Regions from separate parts of the Homo sapiens genome. Here region 1 is linked to region 2. Evidence: chromatin contacts called from ENCODE Hi-C data. All regions are on one chromosome and are shown on one strand. Each heading gives the region's core, a stretch centred on a gene start or an enhancer-like site at or near the end of the contact. The rest is flanking DNA. Distances are from core to core; before and after follow the strand shown. Region 1 has its middle 4.8 kb from the start of BHLHE23. Region 2 holds the start of SLC2A4RG (SLC2A4 regulator).

The links. A loop is a pair of places that touch in the nucleus more often than their neighbours do. Pooled maps may share reads with other maps.
Region 1: a pooled map shows a loop between it and region 2 (14-fold over the local background). The contact joins the enhancer-like site here to the promoter of SLC2A4RG in region 2. A Hi-C loop is called at or near these places in 3 of 37 single-sample maps with no recorded cell type and 4 of 50 pooled maps.

What each region holds. Positions count from the first base shown.
Region 1 is chr20:63,009,226-63,014,318 of GRCh38, reverse strand. No RefSeq gene overlaps it. Among named protein-coding and RNA genes, the nearest start is that of BHLHE23, 4.8 kb to the right of the region's middle. RefSeq lists enhancers at 1,232-1,381, 3,582-3,901 and silencers at 4,222-4,301, 4,312-4,611. Within about 2 kb of position 3,843, at least 2 of the 41 ENCODE cell types and tissues checked have a DNase peak (open chromatin) inside an H3K27ac peak, as active enhancers do.
Region 2 is chr20:63,738,306-63,743,256 of GRCh38, reverse strand. SLC2A4RG (SLC2A4 regulator) reads right to left here and starts at 3,481. Exons shown (of 8, transcript NM_020062.4): 1 at 3,219-3,481; 2 at 2,726-2,880; 3 at 1,778-1,887; 4 at 1,201-1,388; 5 at 1,027-1,127; 6 at 642-921; 7 at 467-558; 8 at 1-378. The coding sequence starts at 3,344. The coding sequence ends at 267. It overlaps LIME1 (Lck interacting transmembrane adaptor 1), which reads right to left. Exons shown (of 6, transcript NM_017806.4): 5 at 4,758-4,951; 6 at 4,154-4,659. The coding sequence ends at 4,357. RefSeq lists silencers at 2,364-3,063, 3,074-3,223, 3,474-3,973 and an enhancer at 4,698-4,951.

The DNA of each region.
Region 1 (5,093 bases), core at 2,594-5,093, 730 kb after region 2:
ACCATCAGACTTCCAGTTTCTGGTTATTAGGGACTAGTTAATCTGGACCCATCACTTTTCTGATGGTGACTACAAAAGCTGAGCAAAATGTTAAAAATATTTGCTTGGAATGCAAACAAACAAAATCCCAGAAAGACAAAGATCCAGAGTGAAAAAAGCCTTCGGGACGCTCACTTTTCCCCCAAAGCATTTGCTGCTTCAGATAGCTCACAGCCCACTGAGGAGCCAGACAGCGAGAGATTCAGCCCACCTGAGAGTGGGGAGTTGGCGAACATCCCCCCGACCCCCACCATTTTGAGTTGGGACAACAAATAACCGCACCCTAGACATAGGGGTGGATAGAAGGAGACCGGCTCTTGCAGCAACTCAGGGCCTTTTGCACCACTGCCAGGGTAGGAAAACCTAAACTGTAATCATCTTGAAATGATTTCAATCCCTGAAACTAGAGTAAGATGATCCAGGACCCCTAGTGCCCCCATGTCTCGCAGATGCAAACATAAACCCTCTCTGGAGGAAAATAAAATAGACCTCAAATGATTTCTACAAAATAATTTTACAAATACAATGTTCAGTCCACAATAAAAATTCTAGACAATTGAAAAAACAAATCAGCAAGAATGAAAGCAGCAGAGACCATAGGCAGAAGATCTACCAGTCCAGACACTGGAGTCGCGAGACAGAGACTGGAACAAAACTGTGCTTACAGCATTTGCAGAAATAGAGGTGGAATTTAGAATTTCAGCAAAAAAAAAAAAAAAAACCTAGAAAAACCAAATGAAAATTCTAGCACTGAAAAATAAAATCACTTAAATTATAAACTTAGTGGCTTTAATAGCAAATTCAGCTGAAGAGAGAATTAGTGAAGTGGAAAATAGGTCAGTAGAAAATATTCAGAATGAAGTATGGATAATACAAATGGAAAATACAGGTGACAGGTTAAGATACACAAAGGATTCAGGAAGAAGGACCAATATATTTGTAACTGGATCCCAGAGAGGAGATGAGAGAACATGAGGTTGAAGCAATACTCCAGAGTTAATAGCCAGGAAATTTCTAAAAGTAATCAAAATCATCAAGTCACAAATTCAAGAACCCCACAAACCCAAAAAGGATAAATGAAATGAATCAATTTCTAGTCCACTGTGTGAGAAGCTTGGAAACAATCAATCTTTTCACAAGAACAAAACGTGAGCAAACTGAAAGTCAATAATATTTCTTATATTCAACAGATGATGAGGTCACAGGGCAAACCACTGCCCAAAAAAGTTGTAGAGACGACAGACAGATGCAGAGAATCCCAATTCTGCAGAGCAGACACCTCCCTGGGAACCACTGCCAGGTTGGGAAAACCTAAACTGTCACTGGCAGATTGCTGGAGGCTGTGTGGCCAAGCTTGACAGTTAAAAACTCCAGGGCCCAGTCTTAGGGTGGAGGCCACACTTCTGTGAGTTTTACCTGCACAAACTCTACCAGATCCCCCAGGTAAATACCAGAGAAAAATCCCCTTGTGCTTTGGACAAGGGGAGGGGAGAAGTAGCACTTTCGAAATATGCCAGAGCATTCTGTTCTTCCTCTGCCCTCAAGAGAAACTATTTTTAACGTACCAGAGTTTAATCAGAGTCTAACCAACCTGGAGGAAGGGAAGTATCAACTCCAGCTCCCTCCAGTCTTTTATGTTGGGAAGGGAAACACACAGCCCCATTCTCTATCCCTCTTGTCTCATTTAAGAAGGAAAAACAGGATGGGCATGGTGGTTCACACCTGTAATCCCAGCACTTTGGAAGGCTGAGGCGGGTGGATCATCTGAGGTCAGGAGTTCAAGACCAGCCTGACCAACATGGAGAAACCCCGTCTCTACTAAAAATACAAAATTAGCTAGGCATGGTGGTGTGCGCCTGTAATCCCAGCTACTCAAGAGGCTGAGGCAGGAGAATCACTTGAACCCAGAAGGTGGAGGTTGCAGTGAGCCAAGATCATGCCACTGCACTCCAGCCTGGGCTACAGAGAAAGACTCCGTCTCAAAAAAAAACAAAAAAAAAACAAAAAAATGTCCAACTGAAGAAAGTGTTGAGTGAGCTTGTCATGCATTCCTACACAAAGAGTACAACCGCAATATATTCTACAATAGCAAAGCAAAATAAATAAAATCATTCCAAGTAAACTAGCTAAACAGAAAGGCTTTCCAAGAACTGGGCAGCTGTTGGAACCAAGCCAATAGAGGACTGACTGACAGCTCATCAATGGCAGAGACGTGAGCTCTAAAGCTCTCATAGCCTGGGTAATGGTCTGGAACGTAAAATCCCCACAGACTTAGGCTGGCCAGTTGACTATGCCAGGGCAACCCAGAGGTGGAGGAAAGTGGCAATTCTCCACATACCCAACCGTTTATGTGATTATGTAGACAGGCTAAAGTCTGTGCCTACTCAGTAAATAAATCACTCTCTGCATGATTCCAACTTGTGCCTAAAAGTAGAATGCCAATCCAGGTATTTATGCCCCCCATCCCTCTCATTTCTTAGGAACAGGAATCAGAGGTCACTGACTGGCTCACGGGAATAAACGGGATCAGTCTCTTGTGTTCCGTTGGCCTGTGGGGCTTTATAAGAGACAGGTTTAATTTGAGATAAGTGGACCCAGCTGTTTATTCCCAGAAGTTTAACTGTAGTTGGGGTACTAAGGAGAACTTGATAGAGTCCCCTCCACTTGGGGGGAAAGTTGATCTGCTGAGGATCCTTCCTTCCAAGTTTGCAATAGGACCCAGTCTCCCAGCTGGGTTGGAACCAGATTGTCTTCCTCAGTGGGGGAAGGGAGTCTCTGATTTCCATAGTCAAGGAGTGCGTTTTGCACTTGTCCTAAGTTGATCACATAATTCTGTAGCTTGAAAGTATCTATGTCTATTAGGAGGTCTGTAGTTAAGAAAGGCCTTCTATACATTATTTCAAAAGTGCTGAGATGCAGATTTCCCTTAGGGGCCATTCGAACCCGTAATAAGGCTACAGGTAATAAAGACCTCCAGGTTTCTGATGTCTCTTGGCATAGTTTAGCAAGAGTCCTTTTTAGAGTTTGATTAGCTCTTTCTACTTTCCCCAAAGACTGTGGCCTCCGTGCCGAGTCAAGGCGGCACTGAATTCCTAGGGCTGAAGATGTGTTTCGGGTAACTGTCGCTGTGAAAGGTGAGCCATTATCGCTCTGTAAGCTCTTAGGCAGCCCAACTCTAGGAATTATTTCCTTTAGTAGGAGTTTAGAAACCTCAATTGCCTTTTCAAACCGGGCAGTAGCGCACGCCTGTAATCCCAGCACTTTGGGAGGCCGAGGCGGGTGGATCACGAGGTCAGGAGATCGAGACCATCCTGGCTAATACGGTGAAACCCCGTCTCTAATAAAAATACAAAAAATTAGCCGGGCGTGGTAGCGGGCGCCTGTAGTCCCAGCTACTCGGGCGGCTGAGGCAGGAGAATGGCGGGAACCCGGGAGGTGGAGCTTGCAGTGAGCCGAGATCGCACCACTGCACTCCAGCCTGGGCGACAGAGCGAGACTCCGTCTCAAAAAAAAAAAAAAAAAAAGAAAAGAAAAAAAAACCACATAAAATAGTAAATGTTTGCAAGAATACGAAGAGATTGGAGCCCTTGTCCGTTGCTGTTGGAATGTACAATGGTGCAGCTGCTGTGGGAAGCAGCGTGTGGGAACCTCTGAAGACCACGTGAGAACTCCCTGAAAGAACTGAAAGCAGGGGCTGAACAGGTGCGCTCATCGCTCCCACGGGCCAAACGCTGGAAATAAACAAGATGGACGCGAACGTGCGGAGACCGCATGAGGTCATTTCCTGAGGTACTTGGAGCAGTCAAATGCAGAGGTGGGCGGCGGAGTCGTGGTTTCCAGCGGGTGGGGGAGGAGGGGAGCCGGGGTTACTGGGGACAGAGTTTCAGTTTGGGAAGATACAAACATTCTGGAGTTGGATGGGGGCGTCGGCTGCACAACACCGCGGTTGTGTACAATGCCCCTGGGCTGTGCACCTGAAAATGGTCACAACGATCAACTTCATGTGATACACATTTTGACAGAGCACATATACACACGAAAGAAAAGGTGGAGTCTTCAAATCCCAGGGCCTGGGCGTTGTCCCTAGAAGCCAAACAGTGTGGGTCCCAGGGTCGGGGCAGGGGCCTGCGGTAGGATTTCTTTCCTCCTCCCTGTTTTGATCTCTAGAAGACCCTACGTCCTGTGGAAGGGGAGCACTGAGGAGGCGCCGTCTCTGGGAGAGGCAGGGTGGGTTGTTCCAGTTACTAGCACCATTGCCCTGCAGGCAAGAAGCTGGCTGGCCCAAGACCACCCAGCGGGGGCTCCCTCCCGCTCCCCCCACCCAGCCTGACCTCCTGGTGCGCCCACTGTGCCCCACCAGACCTCCCTTCCCCAATCCCAGCAGCATGGACAGCAGTGACGCCCACAGGGTGCTCACTCGGGCCACAGCACACCCCGGTCTTTGGGCACCCCCAGGGCCAGGGCGCGGTGGGAGCCAGGGGCCGCTGCAGGGGCGGCTGCCGGCCACAGGTGCTGTCTCCTGGGAGGGCGGGGGAACCACCGGTTCAGAACAGCCCGGGACAAGTGAGTCCGCAGTTACAGACCCACTCCGCAGGGCCGTCGCTAGACCACACGTGTTGTGGACAGACCCCACTTTACAGCTGTGGAAACTGAGGCCAGAAAGGCTGAGCAGCTGGCCTGGTCAACGCCTCCGCCGCTTCGCAGCCTCCACAGCCTCTGCCCAGAGGAGGTTCGAGAAGCTGGCCAAGGTGCGGGGCTGCTTCATCGGCTGGGACCCCCGCTCAGCCCTCAACCCCCCAGGCTCACCTGCTGCTGTGCAAACTGGCAGCGTCCAACCCCAGCTCGGAGGGGCGCTCGATGGCGGAGACGGCAGGTTCCTCCAGCTCCCCTATCATGTGGGCGCCTGTGAAACAGCCCCCAGCGTCCACCTGCGCAGAATCCGGGAGGGCCTGGGAACCCGCAGTTTCGCCCCTCCCGGGCCCTCTGAGAAACACGGGTTCTGAGCCTCTGGGTGCAACTCCCAGACAGCCAGCAGGTGGCAGCGTCGCACCGAA
Region 2 (4,951 bases), core at 2,232-4,731:
GCCCTTGGGGCTAAGGGGACAGCGGTGTGGTTTGGCTTTAGTGCAAAAAGCTGGTTTCTTTAGAGGCACTTTGAGTGGTGGGACCCCTCCCCGACCTGGCGGGGGGGAGGGTTCAGGGTCAGCCCCGCCCCCCCACCCCAAGTAAAAGCAGACCCTGCAGCTGGTGAAAGCCAGCCCCTGGGGCTGTCCTCGGGCTGTTTCAGCCCCGGGCCTGGAGGGGGTGGGGAGGGAGAAGGTGGTAGCTTATGTTCTTGAACGAGCCGGACTTAGTCCAGGAACCGCTGGCAGGCTTTCTTCCAGCGGCAGGCTGTGCACCAGAGGTCCCGGCGCTCCATGCCATACACCTTCCGGCACTTCTTCGCGTCGCCGCGGGGCTTCCTGTGCGGGGGGTCACAGGACATGGGGTGCTGTGAGACCAGGACCCTCCCCACCTGGTGCCAGCCGCAGGCCCTCAGCCCACACGCACCTCAGGGTGACTCCGATCCTGGAGGACAAGGCGGGTGGGCAGGCTCCGACCTCCGTGGGCTGCGGCTCCAGGCGGGCGGGCGTCAGGCAGCCCTACAGGGAGACACAGCCAGGGCTTCACTCCCCTCCAGAGAGCCCTGAGACCCGCCCCAGCTGCCACCCGTGGCCTCACCCACCTGGTAGACACGGTCACTGTGACAGGACTGGGGGTTAGCAACGGTGCTCAGGACAGGGGGCGGGGGCAGGGGCGGGGCAGGCGGCCGCAGGGGACTAGGCAGGGCTGGGGGCTCCAGCAGCTCTGGCAGCTCCAGGCGGGGGAAGGCAGGCGGCATGGAGGCCGTGGGGGACACTGGAGTCAGGCTGGACAGCCCGTCGGTCAGCGTGTCCACACCAACATCCAGCTCTGTGTAGTAGAAGTCCTCCTCACCATCACTCTGCTCAGGCTCTGCCTGCCTCCTGCGGGAGACACAGCCAGCCAGTGGGAGCTGAAGGGGTGGCCTGGCCGGGCCTCACAACCCCAGCCAACCCGCAGGCCCCGCCGCACCCCAGGCCCCGCCGCACCCCAGGTGCACCAGGCGGATGTGTCTCTGCATCGCCGACGCCGTGCTCAGCACCTTCCCGCAGCTCTTCCACAGACACTGGAACATGACCTGGGCCGGGCTCTGCAGCAACAGGGGCCAGGGTCAGGCTCAGCCGCCACACCCGCCCCTCCCTGGGGGCCGCCCCCAAGCTCACCTTCCTTTTTCTCAGGGTGGGCTCCCCAAACAGAAAGTGGGCTGCCTCGGGGGGCAGTGGGGGTGACGGGGTGGACGGAGAGGACTGGTCACTGGCCAGGTCCCATCCCCAGTCTCCACTGTTGCTGCTGCTGCTGTAGCTGCCTGGGGGCCGCACCAGGGCCTCCTTCCAGGGCTCCAGGCCAGGCTCTGTGGGGACACGGGCCCCCCGCCTTAGAACTTCGGGTGGGTCCAGGGAGTCCCTAATCCTGAGCTGCCCCTGTTCACCAAGTCCGGTGAGACTGGTGGGCAGAGCGTCTTGGAGGAGCTGGCCCCAGGGCTTGGGGAGAAACCCCCCCGGCACAGGAAAGGGTTGGCAGACGTGTGTGGCCAGCCGCGTGGAGGTGAGCAGGTCAGGGAGGCCAGAAGGCCTGGGTCCTGCCGCTTTGGCCTCAGTAGGGGGCACTGAGGGTGCGGGAGTCCATTTTAGAAAGGAGTCCCAGGTTTGAGGGCTCTGCTTGCCCCACAGAGGCTGGGTGGCTGTAGGTTCTGAGCCCTGTCCCCACCCACACCCCTAAATGCAGACATCTGAGTCTTACCTGGGCTGAAGGCTGCAACCGGGGCCCCCAGAAGGAGAGGGCTGGTGGACAGGCTTGTAAGGGCAGCGGCAGCCATGACCTCGTCCAGCCGGGCTTTTCCTGGGGTGGCTCTGGAGGAGATGGGGGCGGGGTGCGGGTGACCCAGCCAGAGCTCTGGGCCCCTCCCCTGGTCGGTCCACGTGCAGGCCTGGGCACGCGTGCACACCAGGCTCCCCACTCCCAGCCCTGGGCATGAGGCCTGGCTCCTCCCCCAGCTCAGGTTGCAGAGAGAGCTGAAAGCCACCCGGAGCCGCCAGGAGCAGGGCCAGGGTCTCCTGAAGCCTGAGTTCTCCACATCGCGGGCTTGGCTCCACTGTGGTTCCTTCAGATACTGGGGCTGGGCAGGGGTCTGAAGCCCTGGCAGAGGGGCGGGCCAGGCCCAGGCCTCCCCCCATCACACATTAACCAGGGTTGTGCAACAGCAGCTGTGGGCCTCACGCCAGGCCTGGGAGGTGGGAGTGGCCAGCAGCCGGCAGCAGCCAGGGGGAGACTGGGCTGGAAGCACGGGCAGCTCCCCAGGCCCCAGCGAGCCAGGCCAGGGCCCGCCCCTGCCCTGGCAGCCAGACCGAGGTGTCCGGCCTGGCAGGGGTTGGGAGGTGGCGGTCAGGAGCCCCAGGGATTCCTGGACAGTCGCCCCATGCCGACCGCGCAGCCTCTTCTGCACAGAGACGCACAGCCACCCGCTCCGGGTTCTGAGCTCTAGCCCCGAGGAACTGCGGTGGAGGGAGGTGTAGGGACTCCCAGTCATCGATCATTTCTGCTCAGCTCCTCCAGGGCTGAAGAGCTTGGGGGTGGCTGGTAATTACAAACCTGGGGCCCTGACCTGGCCTCCGTCGGGGCCGGTGTCTCCGCACCCCACCCACCGCCCCTGCGCACACCGAGTCCCGAGGCACCGGGCCTCCCGCTCACCTCTGCGCTGGGACGGGGATGTGCGCCGACGGAGTCCGGGGCCCCGCCGCCGCCCCCGTCCACGTCCGGGGGGCCCCCAGGTCCGAGGCCCGCGGCTCCGACTCCTGCGGCCGCGCGAACTCCAAGCCCGCGAAGCCGCCGCCCACGGAAGAGCCCTGCGGATGGGGAGGGGGCAGACTCAGCGGAGGCGGTGGCCGGGGGAGGGGGGTCCCTCAACCTCCGCCGCGGATCCGCTCGGCGCCCGCCTCGAAAACCGGCTGCGGCCGGTGTGGACGGCGCGGCCCCGCCCCCGGCCCCGCCCCCAGCCCGGCGCGGCGGGAAGGGCTCCCCGGCCGCCCGGCGCAGCCCCGGCGGGACCCACGGACACGCGCGGACCGACGCGGCCGCCCTCCCCGCTGCCCCGCCCCCGGGGGCCCGAAGTTTGGGCAGCACTGACGCCATCTTTGCAGCGAGAGAAACTTGGTCGGCGCCCCCGCCCACCGGCGCCCGGTACCTGCGGCGGCGTGGGCACCGTCACGGGCGCGGCGCGCGGCCCCGGACCCTCCGCGCGCAGCCACGGCGCCTCGGCCCGCAGCGCACTGGGGTCCCGGCCGGCGGCGCGGGGCGGGGGGCGCTCCATGGCCGGCCGGCCGGGCGCCGAGGCTGCAGCGGCGAGGGCTGACTCTCAGGACGCGGCCCCGGGCCGGGCCGGGCTGGCCGGGCCGCCGACCCCCGCCCTGGATCCGGCCGCCGCCCGCGCCGCGCCGCCCGGAGGCTGCCCGGCCCGCCCCGCCCCGCCCCGTCTCGTCCCGCCCCGCCCCGCCCCGTCCCGTCCCGTCCCGGCGCGCGCATTGGCCGCGCGGCGTCCACACCGCAGGCGGGCGGGCCCGGCCGGCCGCGCTCCCGCCGGCCAGCGCTTCGAGGCCCCGCCCCGGGCCCGCCCCCTCCGGGTCGCTCCCGCGCTGGCCTAGGGAGGGAGGCCCGGCCCGGCACAGCTCCGAGGCCTCCGCCCACCTCGCGCGCCCGCGCGCCCCGCCGGGGAGGGCCCGTTCCCCACGGGCGCGCTCGCAGAGCTGCCAGAGCCGGGGAAGGGGCCGCGATTGCTTGGCGGGCTTCCCGGCAGCAGGTTACTCTTTAACGCTCGACTGCCCACCTCCACCACCCCTTATGTAACACCAGGCTGGGTGGCGGAGCCCTCCCGTGGAGTCCAGGGTCCAAGTCCCACCCGGGGGCGGCCACCCTGCCGGCTGCGCTGCCCCCTAGGAGTGGCTGGGACCCCGTGCCCGCACTGACCGAGAGTCTGGCCGGCAGGAGCACCGCCTCGGCTAGGCCCGGGCGCCCCGGGGGCAGCCAGTCCCCCAAGGCCAGAGGGGACAGCTCCAAGCCTTCCAGAGAAGCCCCCCGCCCCAACCCGCCCAGCTTTCAAGAAGAGCAGGCTGCGAGGCTGGCCGCTTTCATCCTGCGCTGGCGCTTTATTTAGACGCGGGCCTTCTCTGGAGCCCGGGGAGGCCGCGGCTGTCAGAGCGGCCAGGACCTCACGGACCTCACGGGCTGGCAGCCCGGGGACCTGGGACTGGCGCTGTCAGCTGTGAGGCGGGGCGGGGCGGGGGACGGGCCTCACTCTGGAGGAAGGAGCACAGGTCCTTGAGTGTTCAGGGCAGGGAGGCAGGGAGGGGTCTCCAGCCCCTCCCTAGGCTGGGGCAGCTGGAAGCAGGGGGCGTCCCAGCCCCGCACGTGCTGCTCCTGCCAGCAGGGTCCCCCAGCTCCCGGATGCTCTCATACACGTTTTCCAGGGGGCCGCTGTCCACATCCAGGGCCCTGAGCGGGAGGGTCTGGTAGGCCAGGTCACCCGCCAGGGCCAGAATCGCTCCCTGGCCCTTGGGGTCCAGCGGGTCTGTGGTGGGTCCTGGGTCCCTCCTTTTAGGCTTGCAGACCCTGGAGTACAGGACGTCCACCTGGAGACAGGAAGCCAACCCGAGGAGGGGTCAGCACCATCCAACCTGCTGAGGATCTGCCGGCCCCACCCACAGCGCCCTACCCTGGCCCACGTTACCTGAGCGGCCGGGGTCACCTCAGTCTTCCCCTGCTGTGGCTCTTGGGGACTGCGATGGGTCCCTTTGCGCTTCTGGACGCGGGCATACTCGGCCACCACAGGGCTGGCCGCCAGGCTGACCCCGGGAAGGGCCGCCAGCCCCACGTTGGAATAGGTGGCCTCGAGGCCAGCGCACCCTGCGGTGGCTGCAGCTG